Linked DNA regions of Mus musculus: region 2 is linked to region 1. A link is a loop called in an ENCODE intact Hi-C map of the cell type or tissue named here. Cell type or tissue: heart. All regions are shown on one strand. Each heading gives the region's core, and the rest is flanking DNA. Links, peaks and the distances in the headings are about the cores only. Region 1 holds the start of Zfp2 (zinc finger protein 2). Region 2 overlaps Adamts2 (a disintegrin-like and metallopeptidase (reprolysin type) with thrombospondin type 1 motif, 2).

Region 1 (8,337 bases), core at 14-8,013:
AGAAAGAGAGAGAGAGAGAGAGAGAGAGAGAGAGAGAGAGAGAGAGATGCAGTCTTCATCATAGCTAAACAGAAGCCAGTGCTGTAAGACTTAACCATGCTGTGTACATGGCAGACTCTCAATCACCACCATGGAGGAGCGACATGACACAACTGCTAAGACAGACTCCATATTGAAACATGTACCTGCATTACAGCAAATCCTCTGTGGCATCCTTTCCCAGACCGTGAGATGGGTGGACACTTCCTCCTTCTCATAGCTCTGACCGTCCCTTTCCTAGGCTTTTCTGACTCCTGATGGTCCATATGCTCTAGAAGCACCCATCCACCTCTCCTGTGACCTTGGTCCCCTCTCTAGCCTTTGAGTGCCATTCAAGAACTCCAGTAGCAGCTGGGAACACAGGTGAGGGACAGCGAAGGGACCCAATACTCTGACACATCTCTGTCCTCTGTAATCAAGTCCATTCTCATTGTGGGAGTAAAAGATGTCTGACAATGATGTCTCACCTGAGCTGCCAATGGCAGAGGCCTAACAGCCATTGCCTTCCTCCTTCCTGGGGGGCCTTCTTAGAAAATGTGCAGTCTCTAGGGGCGGAGCTGAGGGACGGCAAGGAAGACATGAGAGACTCCTGCTGCAACAAAAAATAAAATTCCTACAAATAAATAAGAAGCATGTGGTGTCGACACATATACAGTTAAATATTATACCTATAAACTTTTAAGCTTACTTAGTATATAAACAAGTGGAGAGGCATGCTGTATTCCTGAGTAGGATGGCTCAGGATTCTAAACTATTTGTCCTTGACCTGAATTTATACACGATACATTCCTAATCAGTTTATAGACCTCAATGACAGTATTTTAAAGTTAATTATGGAAAAATTATTAGCTAATCATGTCGTATAACTTTTTTTTGCTTTATTTTTGTATCAGTAAGTGATCTGACAGCATGTATGTATGTGTACCACGTTTGTTGGAGGAGGTGGGAGGAGGGTATTTGATCCCCTGAAATTGGCATAAAGGATAGTTTTAAGTCACTATGTGGGTGCTGGGAACAAAACCTGGGTCCTCTACAAGAGCAGCAAGGAATCTTAACCACTCAGACATGTCTCTAGCCTTTTAAAAGAATTCTGGCTAAGACGAACACCCGATGTTCTCACTCATGTGGAAGCTGAATATGTTGATCTCATTGAAGCAGAAAGTATGTAGTGGATACCGGACACTGAGAAGGGTAGGCAGGCACAGAGGGTCGTTAGTTACCAGGCACAGGAATAAAGTTAAGCAAGGGACTTATCTTTTAACCTTCCACAGCACAAAAGGTCAGCTATAATTAATTCACATCAGCCTATTTTTAAATTAGCAAGGAATTTTCATTTTTTTTTTATTGTGAATATGTATGTGTGGTATGTATGTTCACATGTGTTTGTGGATATATAGAGATACACGTGTGTGTGTGTGTGTGTGTGTGTGTGTGTGTGTGTGTATTTGGTGTCCTGCCTTATTCCTTGAGACAGTCTCTGAACCTGGACTTTGGCTGCTGGACAGCAAACTCCAGTAATCCTCCTGCCTCTGTGCTCCACCTCCCCAGCCCTGGAGTTCATCTAAAGCTCTCCCAGATTCTTGCATGGGCGTTGCCTCTGAATTCAAGTTGTCACACATTCACAGAAGCACTTCTCCCAACCCAGCCAGCTCTTCAGTCTCCCTTTTCATTTTTTGAAACAGGATCTCACACAGCCCAGGCTGGCCATGAACATGTTGTGTAATGGACAATGACCTTCAACCCCTGCCTTTGGCTCCCAGCTGCCAAGGTTACACTCAGCTGAAGAAAGCATCTTCAATGCTCCCAACACAAAGAAAAGGACTATGCTAATTAGTCTCATTTGACCAGATACAATATAATCAAATTGTAACACTACAACATAAACATATGCACATTGTTTCAATTCAACACTAACAGTCATGAAAAAGAACTTGTCCACCAGAATTTTAAATGACATTAACTAGAACACAGCTGCCTGAGGGTTACTGTTGCTGCAATGAGGGATCATGACCAAGGCTTGGGGAGCAAAGCCTTTATTTGGCTTACACTTCCATATCACTATTTATCATCAAAGGAAGTCAAGATAGGAACTCAAACAGGGCAGGGACCTGAAGGCAGAAGCTGATGCAGAGGCCATGCAGAAACACTGCTTATTGCCGTGCTCAGACTGCTTTCTTATAGAACCCAAGCACACACACAATGTACTGGGCCCTCCCTTCTCAATCACTAATTAAGAAATGCCCTGCAGCCAGATCTTATGGAGGCATTTTCTCAGTTGAGGCTCCCTCCTTTTGGATAACTCTAATTTGTGTCAAGTTGATACAAACCAACACTATTACTGAGGAACCTCTGACAAATTAAGTATCTTGTCAACATCAACTGTGAGAATAGCGGCATGCGGCATGCTAAGCAATGCTGAGAACAGCTGTAAATACAACAGGCAGACTCCACCACCACCACCGCCCCTACCTCCCCCCCACCCATGTTACAGACCAACAGGGAACACCAATGCACAATTGCAATCCTAGCAGCACATGCGGTTCAGAAAAAAAAGCATGCATATATAGGAATTCAGGAATAATTCATTGAGTTATTATAGCTCAGTAGAGGCCCTGGACTTGACCCCTACTACAGTAAAGGCAGAGGGGTGGGCTGGGTAGACTGAGGATATAAGAAAGTTGGCATTATCAAGAAAGGATTCAATATACAATAACACATAGCAAGGGTTGTCGTTTGGAAAAGAATAGAGATGCAAAAACAGAATGAGAGTTCTACTAGAAAGTATAAATGAACATCTTTGTGATGCAGTGAAACAGAAGGCCTCTCTAATTATGGTAAACATGGTGGAGGTGGAGGAGGAGGGAGCTGGCCCTGGGGAATGGCTCAGCACTGGGCAAGCATGAGGACCAGAAAGCAAGCAGGAGGATGAAATGCCCGAGGGCTTGGAGGAAGATGGAGGATGCTTCTCGGCCCTGACCTCAGGTCTTCACCTGAATGTGGCTATATGTGCACCTGTACCCATGCATACATGCAGCCATAGATACATACAAGTGAAATGTAGGTTTATATGACTATAGCAATATGCAACTTTTCTGTAGATTCATCTGTTTGTACAACAGATGCAAAAGTTAGGAATAAAATGGGCTGGAGTTTAGCATAAGGATATTATTTGAAGGAGGGTCTTCTCACTAAGTAGCCTTGGCTGGCCCAGACTCTGTGGAGCAGGTGGCCTCAAACTCATCCCCCTGCCTCTGTGGGATTCAAGGCACACACTACCACACCTAGCTTGCACCTCTCCAAAGCTTAAGAGGCTACTAGCAGCACTTCCAGTTGATGTGGGGCGTCAGTCACTCTTAACACCGCAACCATCTTTAGAAACTGCTACTTTTCTGGAAAGAATAAGACAGGAGATGCCCAAAGGTCTAATTATAACGTTGACCTAGAAATTTCACTACAAGGTTTTGTGGAAAGAGGCAATACAAAGAATGACATAACTGTACCATGTCCAATATTAAAATAAAAACAAAACACAACAAAAACAAAAAAGCCCAAAAGTCCAAAGGGAACCATTCGTGAAAATGACAGCTTTAACTGCTCTTAAAAATTAGTGTCTTAAGGCTATTCTCATCTCCATTGGGTGGTGGTTTAGATGCACTTCAAGCATCTTACAAAATGCCTTTTGTAACTCCATTTTTAAAGGTGAATGGAGGAAAGGCACTAACATCTTTTTTTTTTTTTTTGGAAGCAAAAGGTTTCTATTTATACATATAACACAATACATGGACTTTAGGACAAATTTCGAATGATTTCGCTCGTACATTTTTCTAGTTGACCAATAATGAACTTAAAGAAAGGGTGGGCACGTTCTTGCTTATTCAGGACTCATTTTACAAGCTCCTCCTTCGCAGGCAGAGGGCGGGTCCCCAGCAGCGGTGCACACAATGGCCAGAGCCCCGGACTGTGGTCCCGTGCCCTGCCAAGCTTCAGAGAGCGGGTCTACCACGCATTCATAGTGCATACCGAACCAGAGCTGCTCGGCCAGGTAGAGCTGGAGAGCAGTCGGGCGCGAATGACCCCGGGGTACGGGGGGATACCGAGCTGGGGGGTCTCGGTTAGGGTGTCCTGCGGCCTGGCGCGCGCGTGAGCTGCGCACCTGCGACTTCGTGCTCCTTGCGGACGAAGGATCACCTTTCTGTCTGGCCGGCTCTGCTCTTTTGGCACCAGAGCCCCGGGCTCCCAGTGGGAACGCCTCCGCCTCCCCGCCCGTGGACCACCCGCCCGAGGAAGCGCACTCACCACAGTCACTGAAGAAGCCAGAGGCTGGCGGCACAGGCAGCCGCACTGGGCGCGCGGGACTACATTTCCCACAAGACCATGAGCCCTCGACAGGGCTTCCAGTTGCGCAGGCGCAACCGCAGGGCTGCGGGCCAGCGATTGCTCCCCTAGTGCTCAGGCAAGGTTTGCCACCTTAAGCTTATTTTCTTAAAGAAACTGGTTCTAGAACCTTTTCCTTTCCTAAATTAAGAGAACCTTGGACACCCCCTTGCATGAGGTTAGGATGAGAGGTAAGCTACTAATGTAATGTAGATACTTCACGGCGCTCTGTGACCAGGTAGTAAATGATGCACTGGCTGGGTGAATTGTTACTGTGGAAAACCAGCCACCTCTGTGAGTGAAACTCGTGGGTGCTAAGGTAGTTTCGGCTGCATCCACGGCTTTGGAACTTGGAGAATATCTTAGGATAATTTCCATCCTATCTTAGGATAGAAAGATAGGTTACAAACTGTAATATTGGGTTCTTGTCTGGCCGCTTGTTTTTTAACGTTTTTTCTTTAAAATCTGACATCATGATACTTGAATACAGTGCACTGTGATCACATTCACCCCCAGCGACCCTCATTCATGTGCCCTTCTTTCACTGACCTCCATCCTTCCCAACTAGTCCTTCTTCTATACTTTTGGTCCTTTCCCCCTCGCTTCAGCCTGTAAAACTTCTATTCCATGCAACAAAGACTATGTTCCGAACCAAATGTCGGACGGGCATCTGGAGGCCACTTTTTGACGAGGCTCAAAAATCCTATTAGCCAAACGTGCGTGCCCAAATTCCTTTTATCCCACACCTTCCGCTTTTATCCCACACCTTCCGTCTTAGGTCTTTGACATTGTGTTTCTGCTCTGATGGGAGGATCTCCTGGGACTCGGAAGCTCAGGAACCACACAGCTCTGAGGTGGGACAATGTCCCAAAAGAAGGGCACCCTGAGACATGGGAGCTGAGGAACTAGATAGCTCTAAGAGGAAGCCTCCTCAGCAGAGGCGATGCAGCTACCAGGGCATGGCGTCCTCAGCGGAGCTCAGGAGCCTCAGTCCCTCTCCTTCTCATCGTTTCTTCTCTTCATTGCTTCTTTTCTTCTTCACTTCTGACCAGGCATAAGAATCTCATGAAAGAGATTTATTGGATGGACCAGGGTGTGAAGGGATGAATCCAGGGATGGCTGCTCTCTATCCTAGGGAACAGACAACAGGGAATTAGACAAAGTGGCAGTGCTTATATAGGATCTCTTAGGGGGCGGGGCTTTCCAGGGCAGAGATTTCCAGAGTGATGATTGGTGGGATTTCAAGTCCTGAATTTGGGGAGCTCAGGGATTAGTGGATTTTCTGCTCAAGGATTGATGTTTTGTCTGTGTGTCTGTGTGTGTGTGGGGGGGGGGAAGCTCAGGAATTGGCGGCTTTTTTCACCCCCCCTTTCCCTGCATCAGGCCCATGGGTTAGATGTTTTTCCCAGCCGCTGGTGGTTTTGACTGAGGCACCGTCTCTGTAGGTTGGAGAGGAGGTGCTGGCATTATGGACATCTCCTGCAGTGGTGTTTGACCAAGGCTGTGGGCTGAGGCAGCAAAGAAGGTGTTGCCACCGTGGACAGCTCTTCATGAAGGCAGTAGGCAGAAGTAGGAAAGGTGTAGCCATGTTGAACAGTTCTTGAGGGCCAGCTCCTGCTGAGGCTGCTGAGGCAGGAAAGGCGTGCACCACTGTGAACACCTCCCGTGATGGCTGCAAGGTGGTACCATCATTTTAACAGGAGTCCCCATTTTGGACACCTCACATGGTATGGGTTGTGAGAAGAGGCCTGCCGCCATTTTGACTGCTTTTGCGGTGCACAGCTCTGGGACTACTGAGCTGTCTTTAGCAGGTAGCTCCTCTTTGGTGTCCACTATGCCCTCTCCTTGTTGGCTTAAGTCTCCAGCTGGCTTTTTTTTTTTTTAATTCAGAGATGAGCTCTTGTTTAATGCAAGTGGCTACCCCTATTGCCAACATACTGAATAAAAATTTATTGCTCTTTACTGGTAGTGTCTGGCTTTTTTTTCATAGTTGTCTGGACTATTTAAAAATATGGGAAAATGAAAAATGTCACAATTGAGGGCTTGAGAGATTAAGAAGTTAAGAATTGTGACTGTTCATGTAGAGGGCTCAAGTTCTGTTCTATCATCTCAGGAACTGATAGAAAGGCTGACCAAAAACAACACTACCAATGTGGAATCTTTGAAAAACAAAATTAACAAGTTTGATAGACACCTATAAATAGTTCTCCAAAATCTGAGAAAAATAGTTTCTAGATATGATTTTATATTGGTTTGGAATTAGCCACACATGTAACAGAATTGCTCTGTAGATCATATTCTTTGATGATATAAGTATGATAGACACCATTTTTAAAGACTAGAGAGTTTGTTGTTTCTAAGATGAAGAGACTATTTAGAGGAGTATTTCAAATGGAAAGAGAACTGCAGTAAAGAAAAGACTGCTGACCTAGTAGAACATGTGTGACCCTAATAGTTAATGGTAGAGTCAAAGATATGCTACACATACTCTGCACAATATAGTACCTCAACATCTGAGAAGACAGAAGCAGAAAGCTCACCTTGCTCTCTCCTCTGAGCATAGCATGAGATTCTCCTGCAAGAATTGATCCCATCATACCCAGAGAAAAGGAAGATCATTTTCTCTTAAGTCCTGGGGTCGCAGAGAAGAGCCCGAGTAAACAGATCTTGCTATGGCTCCACACCCAGTGTATTACTATTAGACCACACCCTCTTTGTTCAGTTATATTTCTCCAGGAGGCAGAAGGAGAAATGGCGAGGTCCCACAAGGCAGTTGAAGGGTACATCCCGAATGACCTAAGCCCCACCCATAACACTTCCAAGTAGTTCGATCCTGGGAATTAGGATCTCTGCCACTAACTTGCCCTGTCTGCCATAGACTGCCCACCGCCTCCATTATTATTTTCCTGGTCCTTGTGAATGTTTTTTCTTAACAACTATTTTAGTAATATTTTATAAAAACTATGAATCTTTTTCTTAATTTGGCTTGTTTTGATGCTGTTAGATCACAGTCAGATGAGCTCCCCCCCCCATTATATCCAACAATATTTTATCCAACAATATACTAACATTGTTACTAACAGTACAGGGAAACTATATCTTTGTAGTTTTTTTCTCATCCCAACCATGTTGTTTCTAAATAAAAATGCATATGATAGGCATTTAAATTTCTGAACAGGTGCACACTCTTAAGAACCCCACAGCCAGAGTTCAGTGTAACAGCCCTTGCCTGTGGTCCCAGCAATCAAGTGGCAGATGCAGGAAGATCTTACATTGGAAACGGGCTGAACAGTGACGTCCTGACAGGATGGGAGGGAGGAAAAGAGAACAAAAATCAAACCAAACAAAAAACCCTCAAAAACTAGGCTATTAATTGGACAAGCTCTGGTACTGAAAAGGTAAAAGGCTTTGTAACTTAGAACAGTACAGAGGCTAGAAATACACATTTCTCTTAACTCTTATTCAGGACTTTCATGGAAACTTATATTTCAAAATTAGAAAGGTCTTTACATTTTTTTATGGGACATGATAGTAATGAAATAACTTTATAACCTGAGAAAGACAGACCTACTAAGTTATATCTTAAGGCTTTGAATGACTGACTACAACTTGATTTTGAAAAACATGTTAGCCTGAGTAATACTTTTACCATTTGTAGCAAAGTATCTGGACAATTGTCTAGCTCTAAGAACAGACTTAGGCTTTCTATTGCTCACTAAGAATATTTTTTTCTCAGACTCCCAAACTTCTACCTGGGTGTGAGAGACAGTTTCTCAAGCTGGGGGTTAAGTCGCCTTTTCAAATCAGTCATTTTATCTTCATGATCATGTCTAACTTCTTATAGCCTAGACGACAGGTGCTACTCAAGATCTCTGATGGTCTGACTCAGCTTTCACTTCAAGTACTAATTCCCTTTAGCAGGAT
Region 2 (8,337 bases), core at 307-8,306, 270 kb before region 1:
TCAAACCTACATAAGAAAATTTAAATCACATGTATGGAGAGAGAGAGAGAGAGGGAGAGAGAGAGAGAGGATGCTTGCTTGTGGAGGTCGGAGGACAACCTTGGGAAGACAGTTCTCTCTGTCTATCACGTGGATCCCAGGGATCAAACTCAGGTCACCAAGCCCAAGCTTGGTGGCAGTGTCTTTACCTGCTGAGCCACCTCACTGGGCCCCAAGTGTATTGTTTTTGTTTCAGCTATATATATATATATATATATATATATATATATATATATATATATATATTTAATTTACCTGTAAATAGTTTGTAAATAGTTTCACTTCCCAAGATGTTATTGCAAGAAGTGGTTAGGTTTGTGTGTTTTGACCTCACAGAACCCAGTTTACCAGCTCTAGGAATGAAGCACATTGCACAATCAGGCTGGCCGTGAGCAGCCACCGTCCTACATTTCTTATCTTGTATGTTTACTTTTCTTATTGTACTTTCCAAGACTGTCAGTAGGATTTCCAATATTTATTTGTATGGACACATTCCCAGTCTTGCGAAACTTTTTCCCTGAGGTTTCAAGAAGGTTTATGAGTTTTTTTTTTTAAAAGAATCTCTTTGTTAAGTTGACATAATTCCTTTCCATATTAGTAAACTGAAATTTTACATTGTAACTCATGAATGAATATTGGTTTTATATCATATTTCTCTACATCATTTATATAATATGTTTTTCCTTATTCTGCTAGCATGGTGGATTAATTGACATTAAACCATTAATCAATCAATCAATCAATCAATCAATCAATCAGAGTATTACTCTGCCTGCATTTAGTTTACCTTGTTGAAAGTGTTTTAAACTTTTTGTATAGTTTTAGCTTGGATTTGCTAGTGTTTTATTTAGGGTTGTTAGGTCTATCTTTGAGAGCAGATTGTTTTGTTTGCTTTTGGTTTTTGTTGTGAGGCAAGGGCTTTACTATGTATACAGTGCCTACTTGTGTGATTTGAGTTATATAATAACTACATGAGCAGTACTGGAAGATAAAACATTAAACTTGGGCCTGGACAGATGGCTCAGTGGTAAGAGCAGTTGTTGCTCTTCCAGAGGACCAGAGTTCAGTTCCCAGCATTACATTAGGCAGCTCACACCCATGTGTAACTCTAGCATCACTGGGTCTGACTCCCTCTTCTGGCCTCTGAGGACAACTGCACACACAAATGACCATACAAAACACACACACACACACACACACACACACACACACACAGAGAGAGAGAGAGAGAGAGAGAGAGAGAGAGAGAGAGAGAATAAAATAAATCTTAAATCTTAAAATATTACTGAATTCAACATGTACCACTGAACCAACTAAGCAGGGCTCACATGGACTTACAGAGACTAAAGCAGAAAGCACAAGGCTTGCCTGCGTCGGCACCAGGCCCTCTGTCAATATGTTATGGATGCTAGCTTGGTGTTTTTATGGACTCCTAACAAGGAGTGGGTGTGTCTCTGACTCTTTTGCCTGCTTTTGGGACTCTTTTCCTCTTACCGGGTTGCCTTGTCCAGCGTCAATATGAGAGCTTTTGCCTTGTCTCATTGCATCTTATTTTGTCATGTTTAGCTGTTGTCTCTCGGAGGTTTGCTCTTTTTGGAAGGGAAACAGAGGAGGAGTGGATCTGAAGAATACAGGAGCTGGGGAGCTGGGAGAAGCAGAGGAAGGGGACACAGTGGTAAAAATGTATCATGTGAGGAGAAGAGTCTATTCTTGATAAATGAAAACTTATTGAACTCATTGCTGAGTTGTTTTTTTTTCCCCCTGAGGATTTTGGTCTTCAGTCTCTGTGTGATTGGCTCCAGAGCCCTCTCCTAGCTGCCCTGCATGCTCAGGACAAACTGCTTGGCTACACTCAGTGCCTGCGTACTCAGTCTTCGCTGCATAGATGGACTCAGTGCCCCATATGCTCTGGGGACTCCCCCATGCCTGTATGAGGCCTAGATAGATTCCAACTGACTGGGTCACCCAACCCTTAGGTGTCAGATCTCGGATGAGTGATGCAATCAATGGCTTGGAGCCTGAGCTTCACAATCTGTAAAATCTCGATTCCTCCTCTTGTCTTCATTTGATCCTTCATTCCTTAATAATTCCATAAAGCAGCCATAGCCTGCCTAGTTTTATCCCCAAATATTATCATTTCAATCTGTAGCAACACTTCAGAACTCTGGGTGAAATATTTCTTTTTAAAAGTATTTTATGTGGATGGGTGTCTTGCCTGTATGTATGCATGTGCACCACGTAAGTGCCTGGTGTCCCTGGAGGCCAGAAAAGGGCATTGGATACTCTGGAACTTGAGTTACAGAGGGTTGTGAGCCTCCGTGTGGGTGCTGGGGAAACAGCCAGTGCTCTTAACCACTAGACCTCGTTTTCTCCAGCCTCATTTTCCTTCTTTTCTCTTTTCTTTTTCTTTGCTTTTGGTATTGAGTCTTTGAAATCCTGCTGTGTATTTTATACACAGAGCATCTTTCAATTCAGATCAGTCACATGTTGTGCTCTCAATAGCCTCCCCTGCTCATCGCTACTACACTAAACAACACAGCTCCCAAGCACCTGACACTTTGACATTTCTGCTTTGAAATGCTAGTAAAAAACACGGGTAAGCCTAGTCAAGAATAGACAGCCAGAAACAATAGAATTTATCTGTGGTGCTGGCTAATATGAGGTTTCCTTTACGACTAACTGGAAATAGTTTGTGGTATAATTCATAAAGAAGACACACACGTATACATACACACATGCATACACACACAGAGAGACACACACTCACGGAGTTGTAAGCCATATAGGAACATTTTAATCACTGTTAAATTACATATATGACAATGGTCCCATAAGATTCTGTCACATAGTGATGTTGTGGCCATCTGGGATGCATAATAGCATGCTTGCCTAAGGGTACATTTGTCAGAATGTGTCTCATTGAGTAACATATGAGTGCTTGGTGCCCCTTTATAGGCAAAAAACAGGCTGGGAAAGGCCACTTTGCCTCAGAGTACCAGAGTAACATAGCGGAGATCATTTCAAAAGAATGGTAAGCTGGCATGACGCTGGGTTGACTCTTTTCACAATCTCTTTGTATTTAAAAATACCACATCATTTCCCACAAATGACGATGTCTCTCTCTCTCTCTCTCTCTCTCTCTCTCTCTCTCTCTCTCTCTCTCTTTCTCTCTCTCTCCCTCTCTCTGTGTCCTCTCTCTCTGTGTGTGTCCTCTCTCTCTCTCTCTCTCTCTCTCTCTGTGTGTGTGTGTGTGTGTGTGTGTGTGTGTATGTGTGTGTATGTATGTATATGTGTGTCTGCCTCAGTTGGGTCTAACTCTTTTCTTCAGCCCATGAGATTCAAGGATGGTGTGTAGATAATATTGACTGCCAATTTGTTGGATTTAAAACCTACCTCAGGACATATCTGTGAGGGTGTTACTACAGAACTGTAAACCCGAGTGTGAGTGGCACCAAGGTGAGCTGAGTATCAGAACTGACCTCTCTCAGTTTCCTGGCTGCGGATACACTGTGACCAGCTGCTTCATGTGCCTGTCGCCATGCCTTACCCATTGTGGTGGACTGTAAGCTCCCAGACTGTGAGCTAAGCCAGACCCTTTCATCCTTAAGTTGCTCTGGTCAGATGTTTTGCAGGGTAGTGAGAAGTGAAAATAACTTGGGCTGGTAAAATGGCTCAGCAGATGAGGGCCCCAGCCTCAGGACAGACTCATGAGAATGAATAAATGTAATAAACAAAATAACAAAGCAATCTAGAAGATAAAGCCACTGGGTCTCTGAGCAATGCCCTTTGCTTTCTTTTCCTTTCTGAAAGGAAGGAGCATGCAAGGCCCCCAGAGCTTCTACCCACATCTCAGTGTGATGTTCTTGTAGCAGGGACAAGTTTATCCTCCTTGGCCAGGGTGATGGGCTTGAGTCTAAGCCCAACAGGGAGGTCTGGTCAGAGGCAGCTGCTGTCTGTAGCCTGGGGAGGCCCCTATTCAGAGCTGGCACTCAGCCCATGCAGAACGCGCTCCTGCCTCTGGCTTGTGGGGCCGGTTCCACTTCTCACATCCTTCTTCTGGCTCTGTGCAGATGAAGGGTTCTCTCCAGGGCCAGAGCAATAACACTTTATCTGTCTGCTGGCTTGCATTTCCCAGACTGTTTCCGAATTAGGTTTTATGTATGAGGATGCTTAAATAATATCATTGTGTTGATTTGGATCTCAGCTTTAAAGTGCATATTTGAGCGTGCACATCATTCTTCCAGAACCAAGGCCCCTTTGTAAAGGGGTTTGTCCTAAGTGAGAAGTATTTTCAAAAGCTTATTATGCCAAAAGCGCTGTGCTCAGTGTTAGGGACACAGGCATGAAGGAGGTCTGTCCTGTCCTCAGGCAGGTCATGGACAAGAGGGCAAGGAAAAAAGACCATAGAAAAAGATGGTGACAAAAGCAATCCAACAGGTACCTGGAAAGGATGCTGTGCCCTTTAAAATCTCTCAGACCACAATTAAACATGCTTTTGCTCAGCATACAAAATACTTATAAAAATTGCTTTTAAGTATAAGAAAATATACTTATAAGAAAACTCACCCCAGGAAAGCAGAGAAGAAAAACAAGGAGAATGAATTCTGCCAACTTGGTGTAGATAATGTGAGAGACAGTAGTCTCCCGACGAGAATGCTCAGGTCCTTGGCCCTGGAATCTTCAAATATGCTTTGTTTGATCATGTTGGGGAATGAGGATGGCCCATGAAGTAACAGTCATTCATTATTTGACTTTAAGAGAGGGGATTATCCTGGATTATCCTGCTGAGCTCGGTGTTCTTAAAAGTGGAGGTCAGAGTCAAGGGGAGGCTGGAAGATGTCAGCTTTGAAGAAGGAGAAAGAGGCTATGAGCCAAGTAATACAAGAAAGAGGTCACCAGAAGCTACAAAAGAAAAGGAAATCAGTACTCCCTATGGCTTCCAGAAGCATCTCAGTCCATTCCCACCCTTCCTCAAGCTTTACTGTAGCTGAAGAAGACTTATTTTGAACTTTTGTGCTCTTGAACAACTTGTGTTGTTTTAAGTCAGGAAGTTTATGGCTGTTTCATCAGCATTGGAAACTGAAAAGCTACTACTGGCTATGTTGGTGATCATTTTCCACCTTGTGACATATATAAATAAAATTATCACCATCACCACCATCACCATCATCATTGTCATCATTATATGGGAGGTAGGACACATGTGGTGGTCAGAGGAGAGCTTAGTAGAGTCATTTTTCTACTTTCACATTTATATGTGTCTCAGGGATCAGATTCAGGTCACAAGGCTTGCATCATTGAGGGGCAAACACTTTTAGCCACTGAGCCATCTCTCTTGTCCAGTGACAGATATAAATATTTTATAATTGATGCCCTGTTATTATCTTTTATCATCTTAGTTACTTTTGATATATTTTGGTCTCTTCCTGTGTTCTTGATGTGAATTTCCCATTATTTTTGTTCTGTTTTACAATCATGAAGCATTGAGGCTATGAATTTGCTTCTGGTGACAGCTTTGGTTATCACCTAGACTTGCTGATATGTTGGCTTCTCAATAGCAGCATGTTAAAAAGTACTTGTGATTGTGATTCTATTAATTTGAGAACTGTTTATGGGGCAGTTTACAAAACTCCCAAGTGGTAAAGTTTTATTGTGTTAACCTGTCATGCTAATTTCTTGTGAATCTTCAATATCTTTGCAAGTTGAGTTCAGACTTTGTTAGCTTTTATATTCAATTTCACTGTTGCCGTAAATGAGTTTCCTCTCCCAGCTAGCACAGACTTCCTGCAAGAATCTGTTTCTCCCGGCACTTTAGTCTCCCCATCAAATATTTCTAGATGTTTTGAGACTCTATCTTAGTTCTGTATTTTTTCTGTATCCCTCTCAGTAATCAGCATCTTCCAGTCAGCATCCAGAGCTCCAAGGTTGTCTTGGCCCATCTGGACTGTTGTACAGCTGGGCCTCGTCTCTCCCAGATTTGGAGGCTGGTCCCAGATCGAGATATCAGCTGGTTCAGTCACCTCCTAGTTCATAGTGACATCTCCTCACTTTTGTTCTCACAGAGTAGATGGGACATGCAAACTCTTGGGTCTCTCTTCATGGGAGCAGGACTCTCAGCACCTCATCATTTCTCAAAGGCCCACATTCCTCATATCATTACATATGGACTTCAGAGGGGAGACATGCATTCAGATCCCTAGCAAAAGGACTTCAGTCATCTTCCACAGCTGCCAGGCTCTGGCAAGAAAGGAAGAGTTAGTCTCCATGGAGACTTGGCAGGGATATCCTGGTCCAGACCAAACACCCTGAATTATGAGCACAGAGGCCACCTGGGTGCTCTGAGACTTGGAGAATTCTGAAATTGCTTCATTTGCTGGTGTTTGCTCAGCTTCTGTAAATGTTAAGTGGGCTTTTGAAGGGAACACGCAGTCTGTGTTGTAGGGTCAATGGAGTATGAGGAAACCGGCTGTCTCTGATGCCATGGAAACTGAGTGGGCTTCAGAGAGAGGCCAAAAGAAGGGGATATGAAGGTCCCCAGTGCCCTTTGGGAAGAGAGACAGAAGATGTGGATATCAGATGTGGGGAAGGACAGCAGCGGAGGCCAGCTTGCAGAGAAGGGCATGTGAAAGGAAGGGGACTTTACTGTCTCTTAGAAAGGGAACACAGACTCTTAGGATGAGGCTTGTGGTTGGATGGAGAAGAAGGACTCTGGTGGGAGGTAGCTGAAGGTTCAGCATCTGGAGAGTGTTCATCTCTGCTTTATGGGACTGAGCGAGCCAGAGGAAGTCCATTAGCTGGCTGCCTTCCTGGGGTCTCAGCTCTGACTCTAGCTTCTTATTATGGCTTGAATAGGGAATTATTTACCCTACTCATCCTCTTTTACCCCTTGCCCATGTACTAGGCTCATATACTGACAGCTTTGTCCTCAGCTAATGACACTGTTTTAGAAGGTGTTGCCTAGCTGGAGAAAGGAGACCACTGGATAGAACTCTGAAGGTTACACTTGTTGCCTGGGCCTTTCTTCCCAACTCTGTCTGTTTCCTGGTCCATGAGGTGAGCAACTGCGAAGCTTCTTGACTTTCTCTGGTTCATCTTAGGCCCAGAGATATGTAGGAAGCTGGCCATGAACTAAAAGTTCTGAAACCATGAGCCAAGATGAATATTTCTCTCCTTTAAAACATGTCTATTGGACTGGCCAAGGTGGTGCATGCATGCAGTACCAACACCCAGGAGATAGACGTGAGAGGATCAGAAGTTCGAAGTCATCCTCAGCAATATAGTGAGTTCAAGGCCAGCTAGGCTTCATGCAACCCTGTCTCTAAATAAGCAATAAAGTTAAAAGATGGCACCTCTTCTGTATTTGTCACAGTAATGAGAGGTCTGGCCAACACAAGGTCCCACACTCTGTCAGCATAGTAATATACCAACAACAGAGAAAAAGATCACCTTGGTCGACAATTCCTGCACCCATTCTAGGCTGAGCTCTCTCAGGCTATTGGCATGTTCTCAGCCATGATGATGGCAAGCCAATGTCCCTGTGTGTCTTGTACTATGATCTGATGCCATAGACACATTCTTGTTTATAGTAATGGGCAGTCCTTTCCCTGGACTGTGATCTGGCAGTCATTAACATGTTGTCCTTAACAACAAAAAGCTGGGGTGGGGGATGGGGTATGAGCTTGTCTTGTGTTTTGCTTTCTCAGGACATTGGTACATCCATGTCCATAGTAATGGAAAGCTGATGTCCTTGTGTGTCCAGAACTGGGCTCTGTTAGCCATTGGCACCTTCTTGTCTGTGGTAATGGAAACCCCATGTCTCTCTGTGTCCAGGGCTGTGATCTGGTGCCAGTGGCATCTTGTCCATGGTCACAGAAGGTGGGGCTCCATGCTTGCCCTGGGCTATGACCTACCATCCACGGTTATTTTGTTGTCCTTGGTGATAGGTAGGCGATGTTCCATGTGTGTCCTGGGCTGACAGCCACCAGCTGCTGGCTCATTCCAGTCCATGGTGAGGGCAGACTGTGTTGTGCATTTGCCTAAGTCTAAGGTCCCATGCCACTGAAGGTAAAAGGGAGGCCAGCTCCATGCTGAGATGCCAGTGTTTGCTTCACGTCTAAGCCTGATCAGTAAACAAAGCCTCCCGAAATAAGAACCCTAATGTGCGAGTCAGAACATTCATCTGACTTACTTCGAGGACTGAGTAGTGCACCAGCCCCTCTGGTGAAGATTAGCACTTTGTAAGCAGGTGTGAGCCTGTCAGGACAAAGCAACACAATAATGTGTCCCTTCTCTAGCAAG

The links. Hi-C counts contacts between places; a loop is a spot of excess contacts. Peaks named below come from ENCODE experiments on the same cell type or tissue, not always from the same donor. Only the 100,000 strongest peaks of a DNase experiment are listed, where the experiment ranks them.
Region 2: it touches region 1 in a loop (2.7-fold over the local background); 2 of 42 quality-filtered maps call a loop at or near these places.

The regions. Positions count from the first base shown.
Region 1 is chr11:50,911,774-50,920,110 of GRCm38, forward strand. It overlaps Zfp2 (zinc finger protein 2), which reads right to left and starts at 4,403. Exons shown (of 6, transcript NM_001044698.2): 1 at 4,336-4,403; 2 at 507-628. In heart, for the core only: a CTCF peak has its summit at 4,497; a DNase peak (open chromatin) is centred at 4,398; H3K4me3 peaks cover 1,261 bases; H3K27ac peaks cover 880 bases.
Region 2 is chr11:50,642,316-50,650,652 of GRCm38, forward strand. All of the region lies in intron 2 of Adamts2 (a disintegrin-like and metallopeptidase (reprolysin type) with thrombospondin type 1 motif, 2), which reads left to right. Among named protein-coding and RNA genes, the nearest start is that of Adamts2, 44 kb to the left of the region's middle. In heart, for the core only: no CTCF peak of the experiment used is centred there; DNase peaks (open chromatin) are centred at 4,036, 6,026, 6,296, 7,946 and 1 weaker place.